Regions from separate parts of the Homo sapiens genome. Here region 1 is linked to region 2. A link is a loop called in an ENCODE intact Hi-C map of the cell type or tissue named here. Cell type or tissue: Calu3. All regions are shown on one strand. Links, peaks and the distances in the headings refer to the core of each region. The heading gives the core; the rest is flanking DNA. Region 1 has its middle 270 kb from the start of KYNU. Region 2 has its middle 34 kb from the start of LRP1B.

Region 1 (8,540 bases), core at 121-8,120, 440 kb before region 2:
ACAAAAAACCAAACACCGCATATTCTCACTCATAGGTGGGAAGTGAACAATGAGATCACGTGGTCACAGGAAGGGGAATATCACACTCTGGGAACTGTGGTGGGGTGGGGGGAGGGGGGAGGGATAGCACTGGGAGATATACCTAATGGTAGATGACGAGTTAGTGGGTGCAGCACACCAGCATGGCACATGTATACATATGTAACTAACCTGCACAATGTGCACATGTACCCTAAAACTTAAAGTATAATAAAAAAAAAAAGAAACACACACACACAGACACAAAGAATGAAAGCCATAGTAAAAGTAAGAAAAATAAAAAGAAATAACAAAGTTATGTTTCTTTAAAAAAAAAAAGTTATATAGATTGAAAGTAATAGCAACCATTTGTGAAGACTCCACTAGATTTGAGACATTGTATTATGATTCAATTTAATCACGTTTTGTGTTGGAACCCCTCCCCACTCCATGTAAGTTTTATTATTTTGTTTTAGAAAAGACAAGTTAAAATAACATGGCTTAAGTCATGCACCAACAAGCTCTATAATGAAAATTAAAACATAAATGTATCCTTCTTTAAATCCACACTCTTCACTAAACCATGTTGCCTCCACAATTCCTCTCAAGCATACAGTATTAACTAATAAAACATGTTCTTAAATTTGCACTGTACATTTATCCTAATTTAATAGAGAAATCAGGTAGCTTCCATTTGGGAATATTAATTTTGAAATATAAAAGCAGTTAGTCAAAAGATTTAGAGTCCTTTTTTGTGGAAGGTGTTTTGACTTAGGTTTCTAGATCAATGGTTGGCATCAATTTTACCAATATGAATGTATCTAAACCTTGGTTAAACATAAGAGACAAACAGAAATTTATTAAAGTAATAAACATAAATATTTTTTGATTTTTTAGCTATTTCACTTTCATTTTAATTTGTGGCATATTGTTTATAATCTGACACCTTGATTATGTGATTAAATAGCTTATACTGTATATCATATTCAGTCAACATAGGTGACATAATCAGGCAAATCGAGCAATTGTCTGGCCATCAGACTTTATTAATGCTGATAACCAATTCAAAAACATTCTTTGAAGTAATTGTCTCTTAGCTCAATACAAATGTTGCTTCAGTTTTTTCATCATGTGCCTTTGGAGAGCATCTAAATATTGTTTTTTTCTTTCATTTATTTTCTTGTTGCTTATGTTGTTTATGGGACAATGGTTCTCAAGCACTGTTGACTGCAAACAACTCATCTGGACAGCTTGTAGTTGGCCCCATCTCAGAGATTCTATTTCAGTTATTGACAGACAAAATCTGGTAATTCTGAAGCAATTTATCACAAGGACCATACTGTTGTGGGTAATACAGCTCCTTAACATCAGTCAGTTAGAAAATAATATTTATTTTGTGGGAAATATTGAGTTAGTGTTTATTACTGAATAGCATGTATGCCTGCCTTCAGTGTTTTTCAATCTAGCTAGGATGATATAGTATACATACACATTTTAGGACTTTTGTGGACCAATCACCAAATAGTGATTATTCAATAGTTTCTAGCAACCATAATTTTCAAATGCAGATGTTTCTGATTACCTTCATTTTTACATTATTTTCCTTGATTATTCCCAGTTAAAGTGAATTAAACATATAGATAATTTTATAACTTTCCCTATATGTAGCATAAAATATTGACAACTGGTTGAAAAGCAGATAGTCAGATGTCATTATAAAGCAGGCAAATATAAATAAATTATTATTAGACCTAATAAAATATCTTATAACAGTTTAATTTATAGATTTGTGGGGATTTTCATCTTTTAAGAATGATTTTGTCTATTGCTGTATTTAATTAACATAAAACCAAAAAAATATATAGTTTACTCATTTTTAGTTTATCACTTGCTCCAATTCTGGGAATAAGTTATCAAAAATTTCATAAAATATTAACTTGGATTCTATAATTAAATGTATTTTGTTCTTATATATGTACACCATCTGAATTTATTTGGCTTCAATGTAAAAAGTTAAATAATCTTTACCAGACCAACAAGTATTGAAGTATTTATGAAAGTTCATATGTATCACTAACAAAATTGATGCAAATATCAAGGAAAATATCTGACAGACTCACTATGGGAAAAATAAACATATGAATAGTTAATCATGGGAGAAATAAACAAGATTAACAGCTGTAGACATGTTGAAAATTTTATTGTATTAAATATAGCCATGTTTTGTTGTATCTCATTAAATTTCAGCTGGAAATTTTATTCAGAGAAGTTAATTTAAACAGGCTTTGCATTGAGTATTGTCATAATGTTTAAAATCTGGGCGATGGGCTTGAATCAAAGAGTGATGGTAAACAGTGTCATGTTCGCTGAGTGTCATAGCGATGTATGTCAGCCTGGTCTTACTTGAAACCTCATTAATGATCTGAGAGACGGAGTGAATAGCACACTAATGACATTCTGACATGAACTCAGATTGGCAGATACTAAAAACACCACTTAAAAAAAGGTCACTGCTGGAAACTATCTTAAACAAGTAGAATCTTGGCAAGAAAGTTAAAACACATTTAATTTTTCCAATGGGATGTAGCTGAAGAAAATAATGGAAACTATAGCTTGTGAGTTCAATCTTTTAAAGGCAGTCTGGAAATAGGTAAGAGTAACTATTAAATTAAAACACTGTATTCTAATTTTGCAGGATAACAGCTCCATAGATATTACAGCATTACATTCAAAGGTTTAAAAAGTTAGTAGTTCAAATTATACATACACAGAAATCTACATATCTATCTGAAAATCTACATGCACTTTTCTATACTTAATGCTCCAGATATATCTACATTATAGCTCCTCAGAGAATGAACTTTAAATTTTGTTATTGATGTTGGCTAACTCATTCCAAAAAAGCTGTAGATGAAGTGGCAGGAGAGAGAGAAAAAGTGCCATAAAAGGCAATTAAAAAGTGAAAAAGGAATAAGAATTAGGAAAGAATAGCATCCATATGACACCTTTGGGAAAAGAGAGAAGAATGCCTTACTGGAATCATTTATATGAAATGGAAGAAGGGAAAATAAACAGTAAAAAAAGAAATTTAGAATAAATGTTATGAAAAAGTGGCAAAGTAATGGAAATAGCTTTTACAAATGAAACTAGTTTGAAAATGAGCTTCACTACAAGTGTCACCTTTGCAAAACACATACATCTCAGTCTCTACAGTATAAGTTCAATTACCCTGTTTATGACGTTCCTAAGATCATTTTTGCTCTACTGATTTAAACATTTCAGTGACATAAAACTGAGGTAATTCCAAAACTCTACATATTAATTAATTGAAACAAAATATATTGAGAAGCTATCAGTTTGTCAGTCCCTGAACACGTTTTGCCTTAGGCAATTTCTAAATTGTATTTGATATTCTAGAGTTTGAGTTTTAAGATCATGTACTAAAAGTGCATTTTTTGGGGGTATAGGGAAGAACTCCCTTTTAAGTGTTATAGTAAACATATTTGAAAGAATACTGAATGAAAAGTCCAGGGAACCAGATTCTGTTAATTTAGTCACTAACCGGGATGGCCATGGGAAAATTTCTTAAATTCTTAGATTTAATGTTAAAATTGGAGTAATGGAATTACATTATCCTATAACTCTAAGATTCTATGTTTAAGAAAGAAGTCTCTTGTCCCTCTTATCCTCTACAATCCAGCAAATATGGAAAAGATTCTAAGAGAATACTGAAAAGAAAGATATAGTACAGCTAAACAAAACAGATTCTACTGTACAATTTATGGAAATGAAATAATTACTTACACACCAAAACACTGTGTCAAGGCAGCATAATTAAGGTATTAAAAAACTACCTAGAATTCTGAGAATTAATGGAGCTGAAGTGTGGATATTTAATGACACATAGGGATTCATAATAAACTGAAATCATATATATGAAGAGTAGATTATAAATAAGCAGAAAGAAAAGAGTGAGAACTTTCCTTCAGGGTTTGTTATTATTAAAGCTTAACTTTCAGATCTGATATTTAAATTTTTGATGTGGAATTTTGACAAATGCCACTTGGAGGCACTCTTATACTAACTATTCTACTGAAGAATTCATACTCTCAAGATGTCAAAGAATGAAAGTTCTAGTTTTTATTTTCCTTTTTTAATTCTAATAATCACTTGGGGATGGGTAATTAACACTGGTTGTGGTATTTAAACTTTGACGTTATTCAAATTTATCACCTTGTGATTTTTACAGGTATAAATAATCCCCTGTTCATCTAATAAAACAGATTTCATTCATGCCTGTAAGGAATGAAAGAAGGGTTTTAGGATATCATCTAAAAATTAGTTTGAGAATAAATTTTGGTTTAAAAGCTAATGTCAATTTTTCAAGTGAGAAATTTTTACATGTTTTAAAAAAACTGGTCTTTATTTAAATTTGCTACTACCAAAAATAGAACAATCAATGAGAACTCAGAGACACTTTTGATGAGAGCCAATCTCACCAGCCAATTTTTAAATGTTTAAGGAAAATACAAAGAATCAACAGGATTATATTAAAATATTTTATGAAATACAACAGCATATACAATAGTGCAAGTTAAAATTGATTTGCACAGGAAAACTAAAGTTCATAGGTATCAATTTTTGGTAAGATATTTTTAAAGGAATGGATATTATTTTAAATTTTTCTCATTTTTTGTTCATTTTATAAAGTTAATTTTAAAAATAATACAACTATTCTTACAACACATGTAAAGATGGATTGTTAAGTTCATATTTTATTTTGAATAGATTTGAAAGATCTTGACTATTATATGAACAAGTGTATGTATATTTTACCTTATTCTACTTTAATCTGAAACTATAATCTATAAAAGAGGACATTAGAAATAATCACTTTTTGCTATTGCTTTTGCATGGGATATTTTGATGTTTTTATGATGAATGCTATTATTGTCATTGTAACATACAAACTATGACATTAAAATGCTGATTTTTAACAACATTTTAAGTAACTGCTCAAAGATAATACCGATTAAAATAGTATATTTGACTATGAATAGAATGAGTAAATAGTAACAATTAGTTAGACTCTAACAAGTGTTAAATAGGTTACTCTATTAGTTAGGTTACTAATTGTTATAGTAAATAGTAACCTATTACTGTTATTTACCTATAGTAAATAGTAACCTATTACTGTTATTTACCTATAGTGAATAGTAACCTATTACTGTTATTTACCTATAGTAAACAGTAACCTATTTACTATAACAATTAGTAAACATGTATATGTTACAAACTAATATTTGAAAAGGCTAATGAGCTTTTAGTTCTTTAAATGCTTGTTAGCCCTATGACATATCAAAAAGTATGTGTCATCTGGACACCTTAGGTAGGAAAGAGGTTCTTCAGTAGCCTGACTTGTGGGTTATGTTCCCATCCACAGCTGTGGGCACTGGCTCATTCTTCATTCTTTCTACATTCATGCCTCCTTGGGATAGTGATTTATCTTCAGGCTCTTAACACCTAAGACATTTGTATTTTTCAGCACTACAAAGTTTCTTTTGTCCTATTTCTACACATAATGAATCACTTTCTTTAATCTAGGAATTTGATTAATATTTGGATAATTTATATCTATATATATGTACATTCTTTTTATTGGTTAATACATCACGGATTATAATTTTCTGATAGCAAAGGGCAAGGTCTATTTATATAAATTCATATATGAACTATAGTTCCACATAGTCACCAAAGACATACTTTCTCCAGTAATTTAATGGAAAATTATATTTAGAGCTGGGGAAGTTGAAAATAGTAAACATTGGATTTTTCCTGTTTCCAAGTCAATGGATAAGGATCATATAAGGAAAGCACAGTAGTGGGATATTTGTGTGTTCTAGTTGTTCATTTTTTGTGTAACAAACCACCCCAAAACAGTGGCGTAAATCAATAGCAATCATTCATTTTGCTCACAAATCTGGGGATTGACAGGACTCAGCTAGTCCAGTTCTTGCTCAGGGTACCTCATGATGGAGCCGTCAGACAGTAGCTGAGGCTGGGACACCCAGGAGGCTCTTTCATTCGTGCATCTGATGTAGGTCTCCTCAGGCATCCCTCTCTCTCCTTACGTGGTCTCTGCATATGACCACTCACCGTGGTTGGACTTCGTACATGAGGCTTTGTGCTGCCACCAGGCCCGTTGTCCCAAAACACCAAATGTGTGTGGCTTTTTCTTGGTTAGCCTCAGAAGTCACACAACATTACTTTGATCACATTATATTTGTCAAGCCTGCCAAAAGGGCCCACCCAGTTTCAAGGGAAGAGGACATAAATTTTACCTCTTGATTGAAGAATGTCAAAAAAATACCACATTTTTAAACGTAGTTCGTTTGTCAAATTTTCCAATTAAAACCAGGCTCCTGCTTCAATCAAGTTGCAAATATCAACACAAAATATGAGGCGATATTTTGATTATTGAATATATTTAATTTAGCATTTTGTATACTTTGAGATTCCCAATTCAGTGAAATATATCTGCATTCTTTCAAATGCATTATGCTTTCACTCCCAAATTTTAAATAAAATATATTTCATTTGTACTAGTGAGAAAAGGTTTTCCTAAATCTGTAATGTACTAGGACTCCTTGATTTTCTAATTCTATGCATTTTAAGATAGATAACTGCTTAGAAGTTATCTAGTCTAATTCTCTGTCTAAAACTTGAAACCCTTTGACAACATCCCTGCTGGATGAGCATCCAGCTTGTGCCCAGGTAAACAAAGGGATAGTTGACTCATGGGAAGTGCATTCAATTTTTACCCAGAGACAGTAATCAGAAAATGTCTTCCTTAATTTAAGCCACCTTCTGCCTGCCTTTCTACCTCACCACTTCTCATTCAGCCTAAAAATACACATAAAACATTTTTGTCTTGGTCTCATCCCTATTCCACCAAATCGGTAACAAGTTTTACTGCCTGGAAAAAACATGCTACTTAGACGGAATCACAAACATGAGATTTCATGCAAACTTGGTAGCAATCATGTGGGTAGTGAGCAGAGAGTTTGGCTTGCTCCTCTGGCCTCAAGGATAATCCAAGATGGGAGAGCAGAAGGAGAATGCAGACTGCTCCAATAAAAGATTCTGGATGTGATCTTTGTCCCAATATCCTCAAGTTGCAAATTCTAATGGAACATTGAAATCTGTTCATCTCGTTCATCATATTTTAAGAGATGGAGAGGAAATAACTGCTCTTTCCTCTGCCCTCATGCTGTCTTTATCTGCCTCCTTTTCCTGACTGTAAATTGAAAGAGAGGAATACATATATTCTCAGTTGTACACAATACCTGAAGTTTCTGGCATTTGAAAATCCAATAAATATTTATTCAATAAATATATATTTAGCGAATGAATACATAAATAAATATTTGAAGTGTCTGTGGTATCAGAAATGTCTCTGACATCCAGTGAAGAAACAGGAAATAAACTACCCCCAGAGAGTTTTCTGGAATGCAAAGGGAGCTAAAAGATCACAGAAGAAAGAAGGGTGTCCTCTCTCCTGTTAATACCAGAACATATTCCTTTTTAGAGTATTTGGGTATGCATTTAAGAGAGGTTACTATTTTCCTAAACTCTGTGATTTCCCAAAAATGTGTTTACCTAGGATGAGGACAGCTCTGCCCTCTGACTTTTTCCAGCCAAAGAAGAAAACTGCAGAGGCCAGCTCTAGGGGAATTATTTGATCAGTGACCCTCATGCACTACAATCTTATTTAATAAAGCAAATCAACTGATGGACTTACTGCTGCAATGGTGGATTCAATTCCTGCCTGATGTAAAAGTAAATAACACATCAAGGAGAAAGGAATGGGGAAGTGGGACATGCCATTTTTCACAATATTTTTATTTACTAACATACTAAATATTCTCATTGTATTGAGTCATTATGGAATTGGGGAAATACACAGTTTGAAGTCAGGTAGATGTGGGATCAAATCTCAAATTTAAGTGACTTTGGAAAGTTACTGAACTTCTCTGAGCCGGTTAGCTCATTTATAAATATGGCTGTTGTGAATATTAAACAATATTGTGTAAGCATCATGCCTAGAACTGTCTCTTCCCTTCCTCTGTTTCCCCTCTTTTTGTCATCACTGATTTGCTCTAGAAAATAATCTTATTTAGGGAATTAGAATTGTGGTGTGGATTTTATTCTGTAGTGAATATTATGTATCTTCCCAAAATATTGAACCTAGATCTGATGACATCAGTGTGTACATAAGTGTGAATGCATCCCTGGTGCTTCCTTAGACCTTTGGACTATATAAGGCAGTAATCCCTACAATGCAGATCAAGCACATACCAAATATCCAGGTCACTTGATCTTATGAAGCCCTTTGTCTAGTGGGTAAGACAGAACACAATATAGGGCTATTTTCAAAATACAGGACAAAGGAAGCAAGATATGAACACAGGAATTGAACTCAGAAGACATGGAGCCCTCTGTGTGTTTTAAGTTCAAGCAAG
Region 2 (8,540 bases), core at 406-8,405:
ACAAATAAAGGTTTTTAAAGACCTTTTCTTTTAAAAACAAAATTACCCAAAAGTATTACAGTTGTTGATGGGCTTTCAAATCTTCTCAGAATTATTTCAAATTGTATGTTTATGTAACACATAAGGCTCATTGACACGGTAGCTAGAGATACTTCTAAAGCAAATATTTTTGAGATCTGAAAATACAAGTGTATATGTAGGTTTTCTTATACTTTTCATAGTCCACATTTTATGAAAGCACGTGGGAAGATAAATCTACAATAAAATTAGGGAATAAAAGAATATTAAGTGAGTTGATCAAGCTAATTATAACTCTTATTTTGTGTTAACAAAATAATATCTATTGAATACAATAGATATTATTAAATTGTCTTCTTTGTGTCTCTGTACTCCAGGTACTTTTAAAATTCTTGTTTAGATAGTCACAAGAAAGACATTATAGAATAAAGATATTTTTTAGATAATTAAAATTAATCTTGCATTTTGTATTCTACTTCCAAGGAAATGAATTGTTTTCAACGGTTTATAGTTTATAATTGAATCTTTAGTATCCTAAGAAACCCAAAACTTGCAATAGCCTTGCTGTCTTTTTAAAGCATCTATGTACACAAAGTCATAGAAGTTCATGCTTACTGTTTGATACCTATGATTTTTGAGCTCTAATTTCTGACATTAACAAGTCAGAATGTGATGTTGGGAACAGAAAGGGAAATATTACGTCTCTGGGTCAAATGTGATTCTAAAATTCGTTCATTTTTCTTTTATTCTTTCTTTATCTACTAGTTCTGGACAGAGACTTAGGTTGTTTCCATAGCTCGGCTATTATGAATAATGATGCAATGAACATGGGAGCACGGATATCTGTACAACATGCTGATTTTATTTCCTTTGGGGTACACATTCAGAAGGGAGATTGCTGTGTCACATGGTACTATGGTGGGAAAAAGTGATTATAAAGTCGTACTCATCACTTCCGGACGTGCGGACATCATCTGGCATTAAAATGGCAAGCAGATCTTTATCTCAAGAGAACTCAGGGCTCACAGAGGGGTTAAAGAGTAACCAAAATACCTCAAGTGATGGAAATTCGGCTTTAATTCCATCATTCAGCTTAGGTACACCAGTCAGACCTGCTGCCTTACTTCACTAAGAAGAGGGCATGTCACTCTTTCAGTAAAACAGACAGAATAAGACTGAGAGAGTGTATGTCCTTGGCAATGTAGAGTTTAATTATGGAATACAGTAAGATTTCAGACTATCTTAAGATGAGGATTTGCATTGTTATAGCTTAGTAACTTCTGTTTCCAGAGAGGTGTAAATTGGTTATGACCTTGGAGTCTTTATATTACAGTTACATATTTTCTTAGTAAAAGATTCATAAATGCAGTTCTTATCATAGTAAACTTTTAAAAATTCTGAAAAAAAAACCCTCATAATTAGAACAGTTGGGAGATGCTGTACTCAGCTCCTATATTTTATTTATAAAAGAGAAGAAAGCCATTCAAGACACTGGATCAAGACTGTTCAAGTTTGAAACACACTTACCATATGTGTAATGTTGACCTAGTAACTTCACTTTTTGGTTCTTCAGTGTCATTATCTGAAAAGTGAGAATGGAAATAATACCTAAGGTTTATTGGGAAGATTAAGTTCAAGAACACATATGAAAAACTTGGAACAGTGCCTGGCACTTAATAAGTGTTTAATAAATTCTAGCTGTTATTTTTTTTCCATGCCTCTTTATTTTTTATTTTTTATTTTTTTAAATTTTATTATTATTATACTTTAAGTTTTAGGGTATATGTGCACAACGTGAAGGTTTGTTACATATGTATACATGTGCCATGTTGGTGTGCTGCACCCATTAACTCGTCATTTAGCATTGGGTATATCTCCTAATGCTATCCCTCCCCCCTCCCCCCACCCCACAACAGTGCAGCAAAGACTTGGAACCAACCCACATGTCCAACAATGATAGACTGGATTAAGAAAATGTGGCACATATACACCATGGAATATATGCAGCCACAAAAAATGATGAGTTCATGTCCTTTGTAGGGACACGGATGAAGCTGGAAACCATCATTCTCAGCAAACTATCGCAAGGACAAAAAACCAAACACTGCATGTTCTCACTCATAGGTGGGACTTGAACAATGAGATCACATGGACACAGGAAGGGGAATACCATAGCTGTTACTTTTACTAAAATTTTATATAGTATATACTGAAGGCATACCCACATGATGTTTTGATAAACATATGCACAATGAAATGATTGCTACAGTCAAACATATTAACGTGTCCGTCTCCTCACATGCATGCTTTTATTTTGTATTAAGAGCACCTGAACTCTGCTCAGCAGATTTTCGGCATACAATAAAATAGTATTAACCATACTCCTTATGCTGAAAATTATGTCTGTAAATTTATTCATCCTACATAACTGTACCTTTCTATCTTTGACCTACATCTTCTGATTCCCTCCCCCACATTGCCCTGCCCCTGGTACAAAGGTGCTGATTTTATTTCCTTTGGGGTATTTACACAGAAGGGGAATTACAGAGTCATCTGGTAGTCTTACTTTTAATTTTTGGAGAAACCTCATACTGTTTTCCATAATGGCCGTATCAATTTATATTCCCACCAACAGTGTTGGTTATCTTTTTTTCACACTCTCATCAACATCTATCTTTTGCCTTTATGATAATAGGCATTTTGACAGATGTGAGGTGATACTTCTTTGTGGTATTGATTTGCATTTTCCTGATGATTAGAGACACTGAACACCTTTTCATATACCTGTCATACTATTGCTGATTCTGAAAAAGGAGCCATTTTATCTCTTATTTAAATCATTATTTTTTCTACTATTGAAAATTTATAACAAATATATGATATATTTGATTTCATAGTCTGTAAGAGATTAGAAAGATTAAATAATATAATTAGATATACATTAGGAGGTGGGGGAGGACCAAAAAAATGTGTGCGAGTTCCCAAAGATAGAAGAAAGAACAAGTAGCTGTCAGTTAATAGCGGCACATAAAACTGGACAAAATTAGTACAAAAATTTTAAAGGCCTACGTATCTAGGTCATCTCAGGCCATTTAGTTTAAAAGGTGTAACACTATTTCAATATTTACTATGGGAATGAAAATAATAAAATAGAGTAAATAATATTTTAAAATGAATTCCTTGGATTATTAAAATAGCTTAAATTATGTTCAGTGCATTACGTTAAAGCATAGCAATATATCTCTAAAATATTTTAGTGAGGGCTTATTTCAGACTTTGTTTATTAAAGAAAATTACTTTATATTATTTAGATGCATTTTTGCATTATAAAATCACACGTTGCCTTTATACTTAAATAACCTGTCTCTTTGCTGCCCTTGCATTTTCTGCCTATTCTGGTCTCATACCCAGCTGCAAGTTCCCCTTCAGTCATATCTCCAGCAGCTGTCTCCTGTGCTCGCTTCTCCAGTTCAAGGCCGTGGTGCTTTATCTGCTCCAGTGCCACTCAAGGGTATCAATGCTAAGTCCTCTCCTGTCTGAGAAGTTACATGAAGTCATCACCAATCTCCTGGGATTCACCATGAGCCAGATACTCACGGCAGGGACTTTCCCTCTCCACCTCCATCACCACTGTTGTCCTAATTCCTCAGAAACACTGCTCCCTTGAGGCCACAATGAGTTAAAGCCACACTGTGCCCATGTTCCTTCATGCTTCTTCTCTCAATATTTTTTCAGAATTTTATACATAATTTACTAAAAACTTATTATGTACTATACATATTATAGACATGAAAGATATGATTGTTACATAGACCTAATTCCTGGCTCAGTGAAGTGGAAGATGAATGCAAGTAAATTAGCCATTAAAATATAACCAAGCACTTATGGATCTACAGCTGAGACTCAGATATTGTTATTTTTAACTTTTCCCTTATTACTCCATCTGCCTCCTCTCCAGTGTCAGGTTACTAAAATCCAATGACATGAAGGGCAGTTTACTTTGGACACTCAGAGATGAGGCTGCACAATGGGAGGGTGCACAAGTGTAAGAATCTGGGAGAAATTGCTGGGTTGAAATCAACATACATTTTCCATTTTATTAAAACGATGCCAAATAATTGTCCCAAATTGGTTATACCAATTTATATTCTAACCCGCAATGTGTGGCCATTCACCTTGTTTTTCTACTTCATCAAATTTTTCATTTTCTTTTTTAACATTTGACAACCTGTGAAGGAAACATGCTTTTTAAAATTTTCACTCTACAGTTAGATATATCTATGTATGTACTTTAGATATATCTGTGTATATACTTTCACATATGACAAAGTCATATATGACTTTGTATATACATATATATGCATATCTATCTATAAAGATTTTATATAGGATAGTTCATAATCATATAATTTACCAAATCATTATAAGGCAAATACCCATATAATTTATACTTGCATCAAGTACAGAATATTCATAGCACCTCAAAGTCTCATTCATGTTCCTTTGCAATAAAAATCTCTCTCTTGAGCACCATGTCATACTCTCTCGAGAAGTAATGTTAACACTGGATCATTCTTTTTCCCATGTGATTCTTCTTCACTCCAATCATTTAATTCATCTGTTCATTTTAAGTCAAGCATTTTACACCTAAGAATGGTTCTTTGCATTTCCCACAAGTTCTTGAATAAGGAGTTAATTTAGATTCTGATTGTTTTTGTTTTTGTTTTTTCTGTTTTTGTTTCATTTGCGCATTGTTTATTGAGCTGTTCCTCAACTTTAAGCTTTCTTTCACTCAAATACTTACCTAGAGTGCTGACAAAACAATTCTACTTTCTAAACACAGTCAAGGTGAACATTATTTATTCCAATGCAATTCTGGTAGTATTTAAACACCTCCACATCCATGAATCCTATAAGGATGCTACGCACTTAGAAGGGTCTTTTCATTTTCACAGCAGTATTTGGCATACACAGACAGGTCAGGTATTATATGAAGATAATAAAAATAAAGGAGCTTACCACAAGGAAAAAAAACCTATTATTAATTGTTTGAGAGAGGCTCTCCTTGTAGTGAAAGAAATATGCTGCTTCCTGCAGGATTTCATAGCATCATATTGCTAGGAGGGAACTAAGAAATCATCTAATCCTATCCCTCAAGGTTTAGGGAGGTGAACTGATGTACTGTTGACCCTTGCATTTATATATGACTTTTCTTTGTCAGGATAAAAAACAACCAAAAACAACAAGAAAAACAATCAAAGGGTAGAAATTATAGACCTATAATGAGATGATGTTAATATGCTTTTATTTTTTAATTAAAAAACACAGGCAAATAAAAAATGCAGCAAACTCAAAATGCAGATTTTATAATAAACACCCATACAACCAAAACCTAATATTGACAGTATTCATTTATTGTATTTGCTTTAATTTTTGTATATAAATACTGTAAAGTTAGAATTTCTCTTATTCTCTACAGCCAGTTGCCTTGTCTTTCTCTGAAGTCACCACTGGCATATATTAAGTTAATAGCCTTCTAGTTCTTTTAAAAGTACTGCTGCCTACATTTTAATTTTCCCATTATTTTTGATATGTTTTTTATATTAGTGAATGTAGTCATTTTTATATACTTTCTAGAAATCACGTTTCTCTCAATATTCTTTTTTGAAATCTACGGTTATATATTGATGTAATTTATTTCTTACAAGTAACATATAGTATTTAATTGTAGGAACAGATTTAATTTTATTTGCTCATATTCTTCTATTAGACATTTCAATTGCTTTGAAATTTTACATGTTGTAAACAATGTCGTGATAAAAAAATGCTTGTATGTGTCTCTTTGGGATGATTTTCAAGAGATTCTTGGCAAGGGGTCTTACTTTGTCATAAGCATGTACACTTAATTTTTTGATTTTTTTAACTTTATTTTAAGCTCAGGGATATAAGTGCCCATTTGTTACATAGGTAGACTTGTGTCGTGCGGATTTGTTGTACAGATTATTTCATCATCCAGGTATTAACCTAGTAGCCATTAGTTGTTTCTCCTGTTCCTCTCTCTCCTTTCATCTCCATCCAAAAGTCCCCATTGTGTGTTGTTCCTCTCCATGTGTCCATGAGCTCTCATCATTTAGTTCCCACTTTATAAGTGTGAATGTGTGATATTTGGTTTTCTGTTCCTGTGTTACTTTGCTAAGGATAATGGCCTCCAGCTGCATCCATGTCCTTGCAAAGGACATGATCTCATTCCTTTTTATGATTGCATAATATTCCATAGTGTATATGTACTATATTTTCTCTATCTAGTCTATTACTAACGGACATTTAGGTTGATCCATGTCTTTGCTATTGTGAATAGTGCTGCAATGAACATATACGTGCATGTGTCTTTATAATAGAATGATTTATACTCCTTTGGATATATATATACAGTAATGGGATTGCTGGATCGAATGGTATTTCTGTCTTTAGTTCTTTGGGAAATCACTACACTGTCTTCCACCATAGCTGAGCTAATTAACACTCCCACCAACAGTGTATGAGCATTCCTTTTTCTCTACAACCTTGCCAACATCTGTTATTTTTTGACTTTTTAATAATAGTCATTCTCACTGGTGTTAGATGGTATCTCACAGTGTTTGTTTGTTTGTTTTTGAGACAGAGTCTCTCTCTGTCGCCCAGGCTGGAGTGCAGTGGAACTATCTGCTCACGGCAACTTCTGCCACGTGGATTCAAGTGATTATCGTGCCTCAGCCTCCTGAGTAGCTGGAATTACAGGTGCACACCACCATGCCTGGCTAATTTTTGTATTTTTAGTAGAAATGAGATTTTGCCATGTTAGCGAAGCTGGTCTTGAACTCCCAACCTTAATTGATTTGCCCTCTTTGATTTCCCAAAGTGTTGTGATTACAGATGTGAGCCACTGCGTCCAACCTCATTGTGGTTTTAATTTGCATTTCACTAATGATCAGTGATGTTGAGTTTTTTTTTTTTTTTCATTTGATTGCTGGCCACATGTATGTCTTCTTTTGAAAAGTGTCTGTTCATATCATTTGCCCACTTTTTAATGTTTTTTTTTTGTTTTCGTAAATTTAAGTTCCTTATAGATGCTGATTATTAGACTTTAGTCAGATGCATAGTTTGCAAAAATTTTCTCCCAGTCTGTAAATTGTTTGCTTACTCTGTTCATATTTTATTTTGCTGTGCAGAAGCTCTTTAGTTTAAATAGATCCCGTTTGTTAATTTTTGCTTTTGTTACAATTGCTTTTGGCGTCTTAGTCATAAAACTTTTGCCCGTGCCTATGTCCTTAATGGTATTGCCTAGGTTGTCTTCCAGGATTTGTATACTTCTGGGTTTTACACTTAAGTCTTTAACCCATCTTGAGTTGATGCTGTATATGGTGTAAGGAAGGGTCACAGTTTCAATCTTCTGCATATGGCTAGACAGTTATCCCAGCGCCACTTATTAAATAGGGAATCCTTTCCCCATTGCTTGTTTTTGTCAGGTGTGTTGAAGATCAGATAGTTGTAGGTGTGTGGCCTTATTTCTGAGTTCTGTATTCTGTTCCGTTGGTCTATATGTCTGTTCTTGTACCAGTACCATACTGTTTTGGTTACTGTAGCCCTGTAGCATGGTCTGGAGTTGGGTAATGTGATGCTTTGGGCTCTTTTTTGGGCTCTTTTTTGGTTCCATAAGAATGCTAAAATAGGTTTTTCCAGTTCTGTAAAGAATGTAAATGATAGTTTAGTGGGAATAGCATTGAATCTATAAATTGCTTTGGGCAGTATGGCCATTTTCACGATACTGATTCTTCCTATCCATTAACATAGAATGATTTTCCATATGTTTGTGTCATCTCTGATTTCTTTGAGCAGTGGTTTGTAGCTCTTCTTGTAGAGATCTTTCAACTCCCTAGTTAACTGTACTTCTTGGTATTTTATGCTTTTTATGGAAATTGTGAATGGAAATTCATTTTAGCTCTTCGCTTGACTGCTGTTCGTGTATAGGATGCTAGTGATTTTTGCATATTGATTTTTATATCCTGAGCCTTTGCTAAAGTTGCTTATCAGCTTAAGAAGGTTTTGGGCTAAGATGATGGGGTTTTCTAGATATAGGATCATGTCACCTGCAAACATGGATAGTTTGACTCCCTCTCTTCCTTTTTGAGTGCGCTTTATTTCTTTCTCTTGCCTGATTGCTCTGGCTGGAACGTCCAGTACTATGTTGAATAGGAGTAGTAAGAAAGGCATCCTTGTCTTGTGCCGGTTTTCAAGGGGAATGTCTCTAGCTTTTGCCCATTCAGTATGATGTTGCCTGTGGGTTTGTCATAGATAGCTCTTAACATTTTGAGGTATGTTCCTTCAATATCTAGTATATTGAGAGTTTTTAACATGAAGGAATGTTGAATTTTATTGAAAGCCTTTTCTACATCTATTGAGATAATCGTGTGGTTTTTGTCTTTATTTCTGTTTATGTGATGAATCACATTTCCTGATGTGCATATGTGAACCAACCTTGCATC

What was found. Peaks named below come from ENCODE experiments on the same cell type or tissue, not always from the same donor. Only the 100,000 strongest peaks of a DNase experiment are listed, where the experiment ranks them.
Region 1: it touches region 2 in a loop (7-fold over the local background); 13 of 110 quality-filtered maps call a loop at or near these places.

What each region holds. Positions count from the first base shown.
Region 1 is chr2:142,599,504-142,608,043 of GRCh38, reverse strand. No RefSeq gene overlaps it. Among named protein-coding and RNA genes, the nearest start is that of KYNU, 270 kb to the left of the region's middle. In Calu3, for the core only: no CTCF peak of the experiment used is centred there; no DNase peak of the experiment used is centred there.
Region 2 is chr2:142,161,034-142,169,573 of GRCh38, reverse strand. No RefSeq gene overlaps it. Among named protein-coding and RNA genes, the nearest start is that of LRP1B, 34 kb to the right of the region's middle. RefSeq lists an enhancer at 3,438-3,647. In Calu3, for the core only: no CTCF peak of the experiment used is centred there; a DNase peak (open chromatin) is centred at 3,653.